Regions from separate parts of the Homo sapiens genome. Here region 1 is linked to region 2. Evidence: read pairs that join two places in POLR2A ChIA-PET (ENCODE). Cell type or tissue: PC-3. All regions are shown on one strand. Each heading gives the region's core, and the rest is flanking DNA. Links, peaks and the distances in the headings are about the cores only.

The links. Peaks named below come from ENCODE experiments on the same cell type or tissue, not always from the same donor. Only the 100,000 strongest peaks of a DNase experiment are listed, where the experiment ranks them.
Region 1: POLR2A ChIA-PET joins it to region 2 with 19 read pairs; 1 of 35 experiments calls an interaction of 5 or more read pairs at or near these places.

The regions. Positions count from the first base shown.
Region 1 is chr18:7,576,254-7,584,106 of GRCh38, forward strand. The region is part of intron 1 of PTPRM (protein tyrosine phosphatase receptor type M); the gene reads left to right. Among named protein-coding and RNA genes, the nearest start is that of PTPRM, 13 kb to the left of the region's middle. RefSeq lists an enhancer at 1,444-2,200. In PC-3, for the core only: no CTCF peak of the experiment used is centred there; no DNase peak of the experiment used is centred there; H3K27ac peaks cover 554 bases.
Region 2 is chr18:8,444,176-8,452,028 of GRCh38, forward strand. No RefSeq gene overlaps it. Among named protein-coding and RNA genes, the nearest start is that of RAB12, 160 kb to the right of the region's middle. In PC-3, for the core only: no CTCF peak of the experiment used is centred there; DNase peaks (open chromatin) are centred at 2,956 and 4,116; H3K4me3 peaks cover 308 bases; H3K27ac peaks cover 2,311 bases.

The sequences.
Region 1 (7,853 bases), core at 1,238-5,237, 870 kb before region 2:
ATTCATTTTAATCTCTCTTTCTATTCAATATGCAGAAAGCAGATTTATTGCATACAATGAGAAGAGTGCATATTAGTGTGGGTTACTCTGGGAGTCTGAGGCCCCATTACTTTTCCCTGGCTTCTAGCTATGGAATCAAAATGGGCTCACAGGTAACAGGTAGGCTTTGACAGAGGGTGAGAAGGAATTGGACCACACCCTTTGTATAGTCTGTGTTTTTTTGATTTTTTTTTCTCAAGGCGTCTTGCTCTGTCATCCAGGCTGGAGTGCAGTGGCAGGATCACTGATCATGGCTCAATGTAGCTTCGACTTCCTGGGCTCAAGCAGTCCTCCCACCTCAGCCTCCTGAGCAGCTGGGTCCATAGGCACAAGCCACCATGCACGGCTAATTAAAGAAAAAAATTGATAGAGATGGGGTTTTGGTACATTGCCCAGGCTAGTCTTAAACTTCTGGGCTCAAGTAGTCTTCAGCCTCCCAAAGTGCTGGGTTTACAGATGTCAGCCACTCTGCCTGGCCCAGCCTGTTTTTGATGGATACTATTTGTTCTCTCTTCTCTGTTTGAGTAGCTTGAGGTACTTTACATCATGTAATAAGCACATGCTTAAAATGAACTTAAAATGGACTCAGTGTGATGTTCCATCTAGATATACAATTATAAGGTGGTTTAAAGCATTCCTTTTAACATACTCATAATGTGTAAAACCAGATTACTTAACAATTTTAGCATGTAGTAGTCACTCAATAAATATTTGTTGAATGAATGAAGAAACAATTTAAAGAAGCTCCCTTGGAGAAGAAAAAAATCAAATAACTTATGCTTAAGGCTGTTTTTTTTTTCCTACTTCCTATCAAGTTTGACTTAGGTATCTCCAATAACCTTAACAATAGAACCAGGCTGTGTGTTTAGTGCCTGGTGCCATTAGCAATTTATAGGTGTATAGAGACACAGTTGCTAAATTTAAAGGAAAAAGTATTACCTTTTGTTAATTAAATATATAAAAGTAAGACTGTAGTTTTATTGTGTATAATAAAAATGTATAAATCAGTTATTGCTATAAAGTAGCATTTTGATATAATACTGATCACTAAAAAATGAAATTTACTATGCAGTAGATTTATCATGACTGTACTCTAGGGGGATTTGATTTAGTCACTGGTATATTAAAGGAACCATGGTATCACCAGAAAGAAGATTCCATGACAGGGAATAATATATATTATCTCTGCTGCCTTTTATTTCTGATATAGAATGAAATGAATTATACCTACACAGAGCTCAGACAGCATCATGATAACATCAGGCTCATCTTCATTACAGCAGGCATGTTCTCGTTCCTTTTTCATTCAGTGTATCATACTCTCAAGTGATAAAACTTAATAAAAAGAGGCTACTTTGACAACAACCTCATAAACTGTGTTTTCTACTTCCTCAACTTCTGAAGTCTTGAACACCAAATGTGGTGTAAAATTTCCACCATGAGTTCAGGTCATTGGCTCTCATTGGCATTGTGTTCTGTGTGTGTGTGTGTGAGGGAGGTTCTCCCTCGTCTCTCTGTCTGTCATCATTTTCATCCCAAATGTGTGACTTTTTAAAGAGCCTCTGCTTTTCTTTCTAATCTTGCTCAGTAGGCAGGGGCCCCTGTGAGACAGCTGGTTGAGAATGCTTGGTATGTTTGGAGTGCAGCATGCTTTGTCAGAGAGGGACAGGACACAGTGGGGGTCTGAGGCTGTGACATCAGCCATGGGGATCCCTGAGCTGTTGAAAGAAGGGCAGTAGTAGCCTCTGGTTGGATCAGGTCTTCCTGGCATTGAGTTCTCCTTCTACCTCTAAGTAGCCATGAGACCTTGGGTGTGTTATTTCATTTTAAAATACCCTGCAGGATGATGATGATGATTATGATGATGATGATGATAATGATGATTTTTAGACAGGGTCTCACTCTTGTCACCCAGGCTGTAGTGCAAGTGGCATGATCATAGCTCACTGCAGCCTTGAACTCCTGGGCTCGAGCGATCCTCCCACCTCAGCCTCCTGAGTAGTTGGGAGCATAGGTGCATCACCATGCCTGGCTAATTAATTTTTTTTTTTTTTTTTTTTTGAGACGGAGTCTTGCTCTGTCGCCCAGGCTGGAGTACAATGGCGTGATCTTGGCTCACTGCAAGCTCCACCTCCCAGGTTCATGCCATTCTCCTGCCTCAGCCTCCCGAGTAGCTGGGGCTATAGGCGCCCGCCACCATGCCCGGCTAATTTTTTGTATTTTTAGTAGAGATGGGGTTTCACTGTGTTAGCCAGGATGGTCTCGATCTCCTGACCTCGTGATCCGCCCACCTTGGCCTCCCAAAGTGCTGGGATTACAGGCGTGAGCCACAGCGCCTGGCCAATTTTTTTTTTTTTTTTAAGAGACAGAGGTCTTGCTTTGTTGCCTTGGCTGGTCTCAAAACACCTGGGTTCAAGTGATCCTCCCACCTCAGCCTCCCAAAGTGCTGGGATTACAGGCGTGAGCTGCTAATGCCCAGCCTCCTTGCAGAGTTATTGCAAAGACTAAATCAGAGAACCAATGCTGTGATGTCAGGGGCCCCTGGGGTGATAGGGCTTCATGTGTAATTAGTGGTCAGAATAAGACGGGTCCATCAGTCTGTTCCCCCATCCTCATGCAGATTACAGATTTAAGCATAGGAACCCTGTGCTTTCATAAGTGAAAAAGTGTTGAATATTGGCAATTTCACATGATTCAGACTAACACATCCCCTTTCTGGGTCCAAGGCTTTGATAGTTGTGGTGCTGGGAGGTTGTATAAGTGACATAGAAGTATGTGTATGTGGTTATGTATGTCTAGATTTTATAAACAGGGCCAACATTATGTTTGAAAAGAAAAAAGCCCCCTGAAATTAGCAAAATAATCATGTTAAAATTGGCATCATGAAAAGCCAGCACTGCTCGGTGCCATGGAAGGCCCTGCATCCTGGATACCTGCATTACAGTCACCTGAAGCACTTGTTAAAAATGCAGATTCCTGGCCCCACCAGACCTACAGAGTCAGAAACTGGAAAGAAATACCTCATATGATTTTGATCTTCTTTAAAGTTGAAGAGCTACTGGAAGGAAAGTAACAGTGACTCAGAGACCCTGCCTTTGTATTGAATTTATCACATCTACTATGAGGAGTGTTAAGAAAGCATCTGAGGATTACTATTAATACATGAATTTTTACATAGCAAACTATAATTGGCCAGAGAGCATTTCTTTTATAAAGCAGAGGCTTTTCAGCATTAGAAGAGAAAATGAGTTATGAAACAATTACATTATAGAAACTTATCTGCTTCGTATATATCTTGCAACTTGGTGACCTCTAGTAAATGTGGCATCACTCTGGAATGTTTAGAATATAGTGAAAGAATAAAGACATTTTGGAGTAATCAGAACACAGATGATTTTAGATCTCTAAATTTGCCAATTTGAGCTGCATTTTGAGATGACTCATTCAGGGAAGATCATGAGACAAGATGATCTGCAAAGTATTTTGGGAAGATTATTTTCCAGCACTTAGTCCTTTACTTCATGTTCATTGAAACATGTGAACGTTGTGGAATGATTTGTCTTAGGTGCCCCATAAGGATGGACCAAAAGCTTGGTGCTTTGATTGCAGTAGTTTTAAAAAGTCTCACAAACCTCAAAATGGGCATATTGGTCTGTTAAAGCACTTGAAATTTCCACTAGCTCATCATTTTGGCCAAGGAAGAAAGGTCTTTGTCAAAATGTCGTCTCTAGGAGAGGTGGCTCATTAAGTTATCTTAAATATGACATCTCTAACTAGCTGTCACCTCGATAAGTTGACATCTTTAGATTCTCCCTTGTAAAATGACATTTGATTCAAGGATCTCTCCAATATCTTAAAGAGTATGAGGATTGTCATCAGCTTATGTCTTAGTTCAGATTAGTTTGTCAGATGGCACAGCAAAAGAGAATGAGACTTGGATCATTGGGTCATTTTTGATAGGTGAGCATGGGAGACATGTCTAGAGCACTGGGTCCCATCTGAGAGAGTGCCTGATACAGCATGAGGTTGCTTGCTAACAAGAAGTGGGTGTTGAAGGGCTGTCTGCAAGATTTTAGATGCTTTGAACATTTGCCATAGGCTTCATCTGCTAAGCTATGCACTTAGCATAAGCGAAGTTCACTCTTTCTCTCTGTACTTGAGAATGTAGCTACCATTCACAGGTGACGCCAAAGGCTCTTCAGCAACTAGACTGTTAAGGCCTGTGGCTTTCTTCTTAAATATTGATAATATACGTAAGCCTTATTTCAGGGGCTTAGCATTGATAGTCATAAGTGATAACCATATATTGAGCACTAAGTATGTGCTAAATAGTGTGCTGAGAGGGTATGATATTCTCAAACTTATTGCCCCCCATTTACAAATAAAAGCTTGGCTGAGAGAATCAACGGAGACTTTGGGAGGTAAAGTCGTCTCCACTCCCAACCCAACCATGTCATCCGAACGTGGGGTACATGTACCATATTATGTCTCCCTCCCCATACATACACAGAGTAGTGTTTTCCTGATTTATGCTTTACTTTGATGCCATCCTCCTGTATTGAAGTGTGCTCTAAGAAAAAGCATTTCAAATGTAGTGTTGTGGCTGCTAGGAAGATATTAAGTGATGTTGTATTATGTCATATAAAATCCGTATGATGACCTTCTGGAGAGATTTCTTTCCGGTTCAGGGAAAGGTGTGATTCTCCTGTGCAGTCAGATTCTTCTCGTGGACACAGTGAGCAATATAACCCATCAACTTTCTTTTTTCTGTCGGCTGTTAGAAAGCCAGATTCAAATGCATGTTTTGTAGTAGCTGGAACTTTTATATTGAACTGAAAACCTCAGTCAAAGCTGGCCTGCATCAAACAGGGAATTTTTTGGCTCTTGTAACAGGTAACAGAGAAGGCCAAAGGTGGGCACGGGATTCCAAGTCTTCCTTGCTAAGCATCTTTTCTCTCTATGTGATGTTTCTAAGGAGTTACAGGCTAAATCCCTCTGGCTCCAAGCCTAGTGGAAAGAGAAATTCTCTTCCCTCATGGTACAACTCACTCCTGTGATTGGGCTCCAAGAAAAAAATAAAAATAAATAGGTTCTGTTACCAGTTGAAGAGTAGATAGTACCTGGACGAAAAGCAGCAAACTGCCAGAGCATTCATCTATGCAGTCGATGCTTGTTTCTGGGTCTTTTTGCTGGCCTGATTCTTAGTCACTTCTCACATCATTTTAATTTATTTTGCTGTATTTTATGTATCATTATAAATGCATTAAACCTTTTTGGGTGGTGGCAGAAAGTAAATTAGTTTCAAATCTCATCATTTGCATCAGTGCTCCAAATGTACCTTTTGTGTGTGCATGTTTCATTTACTTTTTTTTTTTTTTTTTGAGACAAGGTCTTGCTCTGTCACCCCAGCTGGAGTGCAGTGGTACGATTATAGTTCATTGCAGCCTTGACATCTCAGGCTCAAGTGATCCACCTCAGCCTCCAGAGTAGCTGGGACTCCCAAGCAGCATGCGGCACTATTCCTGGCTACTTCACAAAAATTTTTTTTGAAGAGATGACTTCTCGTTATGTTGCCCAGACTAGTCTCAAGCTCCTCGCCTCAAGCCATCCTCCTGCCTCAGCCTCCCAAAGTGTTGGGGTTACAGGCATGGGACACCCCACCTGGCATAAAATTTATTTTTTTAAAGCATCAAAATCTTTTGGCTAAGCAAATTTTACATAGGTAGAAATGTGTACAAATCTTTTGGTTAAATAAAGTTTTATGTGAACATATTTTTAAAAAGGCTATCCAAATTGGCAAACAAGGTATATTGGTTAGCTATTGCTGTGTAACAAAGCACCTCAAAACTTAGTGACCTAAAACAACCACCATTTACTAAAACTTAGTGACCTAAAACAACCACCATTTACTATTCTTCATGTTCTATGGGTGCCTCTGCTGACCTAAGTTGGGCTCGGTATACTTTGTGTATATGTGTCTCTCCTCGGTGATCTTGGCTGAGCTTTCTTGAAATTTTGCTGCTGTCCTTCTGTAGGCTGGTCTAGGATGTCCTCAGCTGGGACAGTTGGACTCTCGTACATGTGATCTCTCATTCCAAAGAGAGAGCAGAAGTGAACCAAGACTTCTGGGCTAATGCTTGGGAAGAGTACGTTGTCACTTCCACCTCTTCTCCTGGCCAAAGCCAGTTACAAGGCCAGCCTAGAATCAAGGGTGGGGAAATAGTCCTCACTCCTTGGTATGTGAGGCTGCAGGGTCACATGGTAAAGAGTACGGATACAAAAAGAGGTGGGAAATTGGGACTTACAGAGGGGTCTGCTAGGACCAGCACATATGACCTAAATGCCTCAGCTTCTCAGAACAGTTGGGAAATCATGGGCAGCATGGGAAAAAGAAAAGTTTAGGGTTGGAAGAACTGCGTTCAAGGGCCAGCACTGCTGCTTACTGTCATCTGAAGGGTGAAGTTGTTAACTTCGGTGAACTCACTTCCTTATCTGCAAATAGGGTCAATCGGTGGCATTCTCATTCATGGGTTTACTTCAGAGATCAAATAATATGAATTTTTTTCAATCCCTGTGTCCCTGGGTGAGTTCTGAAGGTTATAATAGCCTCATTAAACTTGAGTTCTCAAGGTGGCTGTGCTATTTCCTCACTGTGAGAATCACATAGCTTCTCTAGTCCTTCATCTGTGAAAAGGGTATGAATTCTACTTCCTTGGTCATCCTGTGTAAAACACAGTGCCCAGTCCAGAATAGCTGCTGTTATTGTTGGAGCCCTATGACTACAGAATAGCCTTGAGCAATAACCTTGCCTTGTATTTTTCCTTTATGTCTACAAACCCCAAAGGGTATGGTTTTCCTCAGCCCCAGTTTTTCTTCCATTTGTGATCTTGATTCATAAATTTGCTACCATTTCTCCTGGTTTCCTAGAAATAAGGAAAAAGGAAATGTGACAATTGCATGCCACCTAGGTGCTAGGTCCTTTACATATCATTTATATACTTCTCCAATGTGATCCTATTAGGTGAAGATGACAGCACTGGTATTTTAGGGTTTATGGAACTGAGGCCTCAACACATTTCAGGATGTCCCATGGACAGTGGCTACAGCTGATTTTAGATCCAAAAGTGCTCATTTCCCTGGGCCCAAAGCCTGTTTTCTTGTCCCTGTCTGTTGGGTCCAAAGCGCATGTTATAATTTTCAAGTATGGCTTAAGAATTTGGTACAGTTTCTCATTTTGATGTTAAAACAATTGTAAGATTGGCACAGCCCAGAAGTGCAGTGTACTTACTGCTATTTTACAGCCCTCTGAAATAGTAAATTAAAAGGAAAAATACTTAGCTTCTTAGTGACTTGACTGAAATTAATTGGTTAGAGAATTACTTATATTTTTCATGAGCAGAGGAGGGCAGAATGTTGTCTTTTCTCTGGTTACAAATCCCGTAGATAGAACTGTGTTTTTGTAATTTCTTGTGTTTTCCATCCGAATATCTGTTTAACGTGAAAGGTGCAAAATCCTTTGTAAATCTCTAGTCTGTATGCCTGAGTGGTCTTAGGGAGAAAATGCCAGTAAGGTAAGCAATAATTTAAGACCTTTGACTTCAAGTGGAGGTGGGAGGCCCTAGGAGACTGATGTTAATCACCTTCTTTAGAACAAATTTCATTGCCTTTTGAGGCTTGACAAAGTAAAGAAAACATGTAGATCTGTATTTGAAGGATTTAAAATAATCTAGTGAGTAAATTCTTACTTTATCCGCAATGGGAAAGAACTGTTTGGTATATAGTACTCTACAGTGGTTATGTACTTTGCTTATTTA
Region 2 (7,853 bases), core at 1,895-5,894:
TATTAACAGTGATGTTGAGTCTTTTTTCATATATTTAAGGAACATTTTAACATATTTTTGTTAATTATTTGTTCATGTATTTGCCCATTTTTCTCTCAGATATATATATTAGGAATATTAGACTTTTCTTATATATGCTGCAAATTTTTTTCCCAGATCTTCATTTTCTTTTGATATGCAAAAGTTATTTTCATTTTTATGTCGTTGAACTTATCAATCTTTTCTTTCATTTCATTTAGATTTTGAGACATAGAAAGCTTTTCCCTACATCCAGGTAATAAGTTACAGAGAAATTCATCAATGTTTTCTTCTAGCTCTTGTGTGGTTTCAGTTTTTACATTTGGACTCCTGACCTTATTTATCTTTGTGTGTGGTATGAGGTATGGATCTAATTTTTATCTTTTTCCAAGTGGTTAACCAGTTGTCTCAGTATCATTTACTAAAAATTCCATCTCTGCCACAAGTGATTTAAGATGCCACCTTTATCATATACTAAATTTTCATATGTAGTTTGGTCTATTTCTGGTGTGTGTGTTCTGTTCAATAGGTCTTTCTGCCTACTCGTGCAACAATATGAGAGTTTCAATTGTTGAGGCTTTATAGTATGTTTCAATGTCTGATAGGGCTAGCCTCCCTCATATATATGTTTTGGCTATCCCTGCATATTTATTTGCTTGTTTTAGAGACAGTGTTTTGCTGTGTTGCCCAGGGTGGAGAGCAGCGGCGCAATCATAGTTCACTGCAGCCATGAACTCCTGGGCTGAAGTGATCCTCTGACCTCAGCCTCCCGAGTTGCAGTGACTACAGGTGTGCAGCACCACACCTGGCTAATTTTTATTTTTATTTTTTATTTTTTACAGAGATGGTGTATTAGTCCATTTTCATGCTGTTAATAAACACATACCAGAAACTGGGAAGAAAAAGAGGTTTAATTGAACTTAGGGTTCCACACGGCTTGGGAGGCCTCAGAATCATGGCGGGAGGTGAAAGGCACTTCTTACATGGCAGCAGCAAGAGAAAATGAAGAAGATGCAAAAAAATACCCTGATAAACCCATCAGATCTCATGAGACTTAGTCACTACCACAAGAACAGTATGGGAAAAACAGCCTCCATGATTCAAATTATCTCCCACCGGGTCCCTCCCACAACACGTGGGAATTATGGGAGTACAATTCAAGATGAGATTTGGGTGGGGACACAGAGCCAACCGTATCAGCTGGAATCTTGCTATGTTTCCCAGGCTGGACTAGAACTCTTGGCCTCAAGTAATCCTCCTACCTTGGCTTCTCCAAGGTCTGGGATTAAAGGCATGAGCCACCACATCCAGTCATGTTTATTTAGCATATAAGCTTTAATATCAACTTGTCAGGGTTTTAAAAGTTTCTTGGGATTGTGTTAAATGTATAAATTAAAATAGAGAGGACTAACATCTTTATATTGCTGAGTTGCCCTATCCAAGAGCAAGCTTAATATTTGCTCAAACCTAAGTTTGTACCTTCAAGACCTTGTTTATCTTTGTGTGTGGTATGAGGTGTGGATCTAATTTTTATCTTTTTTCAAGTGGTTAACCAGTTGTCTCAGTATCATTTACTAAAAATTCCATCTCTAAAATTCCATCTCTAAAATGGGCGGAAAAAAAAAAAAAAAGCATTGGGAATACCTGGTCTTTGAAACTTTGGTAGAATTATCCTATAAGACCATACGGGTCTGATGCCTTTTTTGTGTAAGAGTTCCTTGATAACTTTCTGTCTCTAATAGGATCAATTTTGGTAAACTCTATTTTTTAAGGAAATTATCCCTTTCAACTCAGCCTGTAAGTGATCTAATGCTTATTAAACTTCTTTCATGTCAAGTTATTTCCTTGTTGCCGTTTCTTAGTTTATTTATTTATGCTTTCTACCCCCTCTTTTTTTCTAAGTTAGCTAGTAGTTTATCTGTTTGGTTACTTTTTGAATGGAGGTATTGATTTATTGATTGTGAGTTATTGTATTAGTTTTCTAGGGCTCCTGTAGCAAAGTACCCCAAAATGGATGGTTTAGGCAGCCGACGTTTATTCTCTCACAGTTCTGGAGGCCAGAAGTCAGCGTTTGGTCTCAGCTCCGTCATACTACTTTATGTTAAAATTACCACATTGTGTTGAAAGTGCTGTGTTTCTTCTTCTTTGTGATGAGTTTATTTTGCTCTTTTAGTTTTTAAAACAATTTCTTTTGGGATTTAGGAAGGTTTCAAGTGTTGTTCTACCGACACTTTTCAAAAGAAGACATACATGCAGCCAGCCCAATCATATGAAAAAATCTCAACATCACTGATGGTTAGAGAAATGCAAATCAAAACTACAAGGAGAAACCATCTAAGGCCAGTCAAAATGGCTATTACTAAAAGTCAAAAAGTAACAGATTCTGGCAATGTTGCAGAGAAAAAGGAATGCTTATACACCGTTTGTGGGAGTTTAAATTAGTTCAACCATTGTGGAAGACAGTGTGGTGATTCCTCAGAGACCTAAAGACAGAACTACCATTCGACCAAGCAATCCCATTACTGGGTCTATACCCAAATGAATATAAATTATTCTATTATAAAGACACATGCACATGTATGTTCATTGCAGCACTATTCACAATCGCAAAGACATGGAATCAATCCAAATGCCCATCAGTAATAGACTAGATAAAGAAAATGTGGTATATTTACACCATGGAATACTATGCAGCCATAAAAAGAATGAGATCATATCCTTTGCAGGGACATGGATTGAGCTGGAGGCCATCATCCTTAGCAAACTGACACAGAAACAGAAAACCAAATACTGCACGTTTTCACTTATAAGAGGGAGCTAAATGATGAGAACACATGGACACATAGAAGGGAACAACAGACACTGGGCCCTACCTGAGGGCGGAGGGTGGGAGGAGGGAGAGGATCCGGAAAAATAACTAATGGTTACTAGGCTTAATACCTGGGTGATGAAATCATCTGTACAACAAACCCTCATGACTCAAGTTTACCTATTCAACAACCTTGCACATGTACCCCTGAATTTAAAATACTTGTTAAAAAAAAAAGTTGTGCTCTAGTAGTTATATTTGTACTCACAACGTTTTAAATGCCACTAGTCCCTTGTTAGTTTATTTTTATCTTTTACCACGTGGCTTTTAATTGTTTTCAATAAATTATTTAATACTATACTGAAATGTGTCTGTTGTACTCTTGAACACTCATCCACGAGATTGACCACAATTGCTGTGGCTTGCTGGTTTTTAATGGTATCCACCAACTGCTGGTGTCACAGTCAATGATATTGTTCTGCTTTTTCCTTTTCTGCTCCCTTCTCCTCCCACTTTTAGTTGCATTATTTCCCTACCGGAAAAATAAGCACTTTTTCTTTTCTCACACAGCCAACACAACACAGAACAGCTCTGGTCACTAAAATGGGGTGAGAAGTGCATTCCCCACACACTAAGCAATTCTCCAGAGACACTGGCTGGGTGTCCTATGATTCAACTCCATTCTGACACCACCTACCTGGATTTAGAGTCAGATCGCACAGGTTAAGGGCTCAGACCCACAAGACTGCACCCATTTCAGACACTAATTCCAAGTAGTAGGTTGTCACCTATATGTCTTACTGATTGGCTATAAATTGGGGTTCCCATGACCCACTCTTTGGGTTTGGTTAATTTGCTAGGAAGGCTCACAGAACTCAGAGAAACACATTTACAAGCTTATGAGATTAATAGAGGATGTGACAAAGGACAGAGATGAAATTCAGGTAAAGAGGCGCAATAGGGTGAGGTCTGGAAGGGTCGTGAGTGCAGGAGCTCCTGTCATCAGGGAGTTGGGGTGCACCACCCTCCCAGCACACAGATGTGTTCAACCCTGAAGCTCTCTAAACCCCATAGTTCAGGTGTTTTATGGAGGCTTCACCCATCATGTAGGTGTGATCAACAATTAACTCGATAACCAGCTCCTCTCCTTTTCCCGGAGGTTGAAAGATGGAGGTGAACGTTCCAAGCTTCTCATTACGGTGTGGCCTTTCTGATGACGATCCCCAATCCAGGAGTCCACCAAGAGTCACCTCATTGGAACAAAAGACGCTCCTACTGCCCAGGAAATTCCAAATGATTCAGCAGCTCTGTGTCAGGATCCAAGATCGAAGCCAAATATTAGAACAAAAGATTATCTCAGCATCTGTCTACAAGGGTTTTAGTAGGAGTTTGGTCTCAGGAACTGGGGGCAAAGATCAACAGATACATATTTCTTATTATTCACAGAATATATGACACATGGCATATAACATACAACATATAAAATACTATTCCTCCACCCTTGTTCTGAATTATTTTTATTCATGGATCTACAAATGACTATTAAGTGCTTATTATAAATACTTCTGTTGAAGTTTTCCCATTCAGATGTTGGTTGAATGAAGTTCATCCTGTAGTTGATTCCTCAAGAGAGGCTCACAGAGAATTCTCTATATTTTTGTTTGTTTAAAACTCTTTTTCTATAACCTTCATACTTTAAGCATAGCTTCACTTGATATAAAATATTTTGTACATATTTTCCATGACTCTGTTGGAAAATACTGCTTAGTTGTTGACATACGTGTACGTTGTTTTTGGGAAATCTGATACCAGTCTTATTCTCTTGTCCTTGAAGGTTATTTTATTTTATTTTATTTTGAGATGGAGTTTTCACTCTTGTTGCCCAGGCTGGAGTGAAGTGGTACGATCTTGACTCACTGCAACCTCTGCCTCCCAGGTTCAAGGGATTCTCCTGCCTCAGCCTCCTGAGTAGCTGGGATTACAGGCATCTGCCACCATGCCCGGCTGGTTTTATGTATTTTTAGTAGAGACAGGGTATCATCATGTTGGCCAGGCTGGTCTTGAACTCCTGACCTCAGGTGATCCACCCGCCTCAGCCTCCCAAAGTGCTGGGATTACAGGTTGAGCCACCGCACCCTGCCAGGATTTTTTTCTTTATCTTTAAATTCTAATAGTTTCACTGGGATACGTCTCAGAGTTGATGATTTTTGGTTTATCCAGGTACTCAGTGGCCCCCTTCAGTATTGAGATTTCAGTTTCCTCATAATTCCAAAAGGTTTTCTTGCAATGTAGTAGTTTGATATATAAACTTTGTTCCAGCATTTTGTTTTTCTTCTTCATGGTCTTCAATTACATATATTGTCTGCTTCTTCCATTTCAGTTGCTTTCTCTCTGAACTTTTTTCTTCTTTCTTTAGCTTATTTGTATTTTTTAGCTACTCTCCTGCCTTCCTTCAATGCTTCTTCTTAAATTTTCATTTCTGTCTATTATCCCTTGTGCAACTGGGAATGTATTTTTTATTCCTGAGATCATTTTGTCTTTTTCATTTTCTTTCCTGAGATCAATCAACTCTCTTTATTTCTTTCTATTTTTGTCTTTCTGGTTTAAGCTTTTTAATTTCTGATTGAAGATGATATTTTCTATCCTGAAATGTTTGTTTGATGAGATCTCACTGAATTTTGAGTGTAACGTGACTGTTGTCTTCTGCTTTGTGATCATTTGGGGGAGGAAGAGTTTGATGCACTGAGAGGTTCTCGTTGTTAAACTAGGTTTATATATATTTAGTTTGCTCTGCCTATTCATTTTATGGGATGGGTTACAAGACTACTAGTTAAGGGCCCCTCTCTGTCAGCGTAGGAAAGTGTGGTTTCTTTAATGGGTGGCTTGTTTTGGAGGGGCATGGGCGAAGGGTTATGCGAATGTTTTTTGCTTCTCTCTTGCCCTTCAGAGTCCTAAAGCTTCCCACTTATGCCCTGTCTTCCAAAGAATCTTCCTTCCTTTTAGCTTCTGCCCTAGAAGTGATGCCCTTGGAGACAGGTCACTTTGTATTTTTGGCGTAGGAGCCTCTCCTGTGGGCAGTAATCTTGGGTCAGTCTCAGACCCACCACTAGGCGGACTCTCCTCTCCTCCATTCCCTTTTTCCCATACCGCCCTTGCTTTCCATTGTCTTGAGACCCGGACATGGGAAATGGCTTGCTGAGATTTGGTGTTCATTGCTCCACTCTCCAGCAGCTTAAAGTTTGTGAATTCTCCATCTCCTACATGTGCTGAGGGTTGGGCTTCACATCACCTCGTCTGACCTTCCTGTTGTTGTCTACTGATTTTTGGAGGATATGTTGGGAGATTCAGATTAATCCAGATGCTATTACTTCAACTTCCTAGAATTCTTTATATGTTTTTGATTAACATAAAAAGAAAAAAATTACTTGGTGTTTTAAAATTCAAAAACCTTTCAGCAAAATTAAATAGATTATAATTAATTTCCAGTTTTTGGAGGTCCCGGAAGGTGACTTTAGTTCTAACATGCAATTGGATGAACAAAATATTTCAACATGTGATGTCCTCGGAGAGAAAAGCAATAAAATGTGTCCTTGGTGGTGTTAATATCAGGAACCTCAGAGTGAACTTTTATGCCTGAATTCTTATCAGTGTGGTCACAGCCACAGTGACACTAACGGGGGACATCCCAGGCCCTAAGCCAGGAGGAGTAAACATGGCCCCTTCAGAAGCCCTCCCTCTCCAGCAAGCAGCCCTCCACTCACGGCTCATTACAGCCCTCCTTGGGTGTTTGGCTGAGGGATGTTCCCCCAATATAGGCACGAAATTTACCAACATCCTGGCATTTGTCTCAATCAAAGAAAAGAAAAAGATTGAGTCTATGGCCAAGTACGGGAAAACACTATGTGACTTCTTTGCCTCTTTTCTTTCTTGCCCTCAATAACCATCCTCAATAACTGGTAAATAAGACAAATGGACCCAAGTGCATACACAGAGACACACTCACACACACATGCACGCCAAGCTGGAGCCATGCCCGCAGCCTAGCAAGGCCTCCCTTTCCTTCCCTCCAAGCACACGCGCCATCAGGGGTATCTGAGAGGCCTTGGTCAAAAAGGAGTGACAGGAACAGACAGCCCCACCTCCACCCCACATGCTATGCTCCCAGCTTGGGGCTCCTGCCCAGGAGTCAGGGCCACAGAGGCCCTGCCCCATGTGCGGTCAGCACCACTCAGGGTTCTCAGAATCAGCTTACCCTCCAGGGGCCTGCATTGCTCATTAGTAGCCATCCCTAACATTCGTGCTCATAGAGTCCCCATGAGCTGATGGGTGGACTAGAACATGGAATATTATGCTCAGTAAATGTTTGGTTTCGGGAGCTACAGTGGTGATCGTGAGGTGCAGAGGTTGAGTATGGGTCACCGTGGGGCCAGCCTGTCTTCCTTTGTTCCCTGCCTGCAGAGCCGGCCCCATCCTGGCTTGGGTGTGGGTTCAATTGTTCAGTGGTGTCACCGAGGTCTTTCCCACTTCCTACAAGCAGCCGCCAGGGGTAGGGTGCTGAAGCAGGGAGAAAGAAAACTACAATACGAAGATTTTCCCTCTCACCTCTGCAGTTTTTCTGTGGCTCCAAGGATTTTCTTTTGTGCAAAAACAAAAAGGAAAAAAGAGTCTTTCATCTGCCAAGATTTTTACTTACCACATATGAAAGGGTAGCGTCTTCTATGGATTTTTAAATGCCTTGAAATGGGTATCAAAGAGTCCGAGGCCCATTAATCTAAATTGCTTTAACACTTGGAGAAGAAAAAAAGGCATTTTCTAAAATCTGCAAATGAGACTAACCTACAAAATTATGCATTAAATGCTGGGGGAAAAAACTTTAGGTTTTCACTTGAAACAAGCATCTTTAAAAGGAAAGAAATATTTCTCCAATATTTAAAAATCATGTTTGAAACAGATACGAAAAAGACAGATATGTACTTAGACTTGATGGAAAGACACAGGGGAAAAAATTCTAGTTCAGCTAAGACTA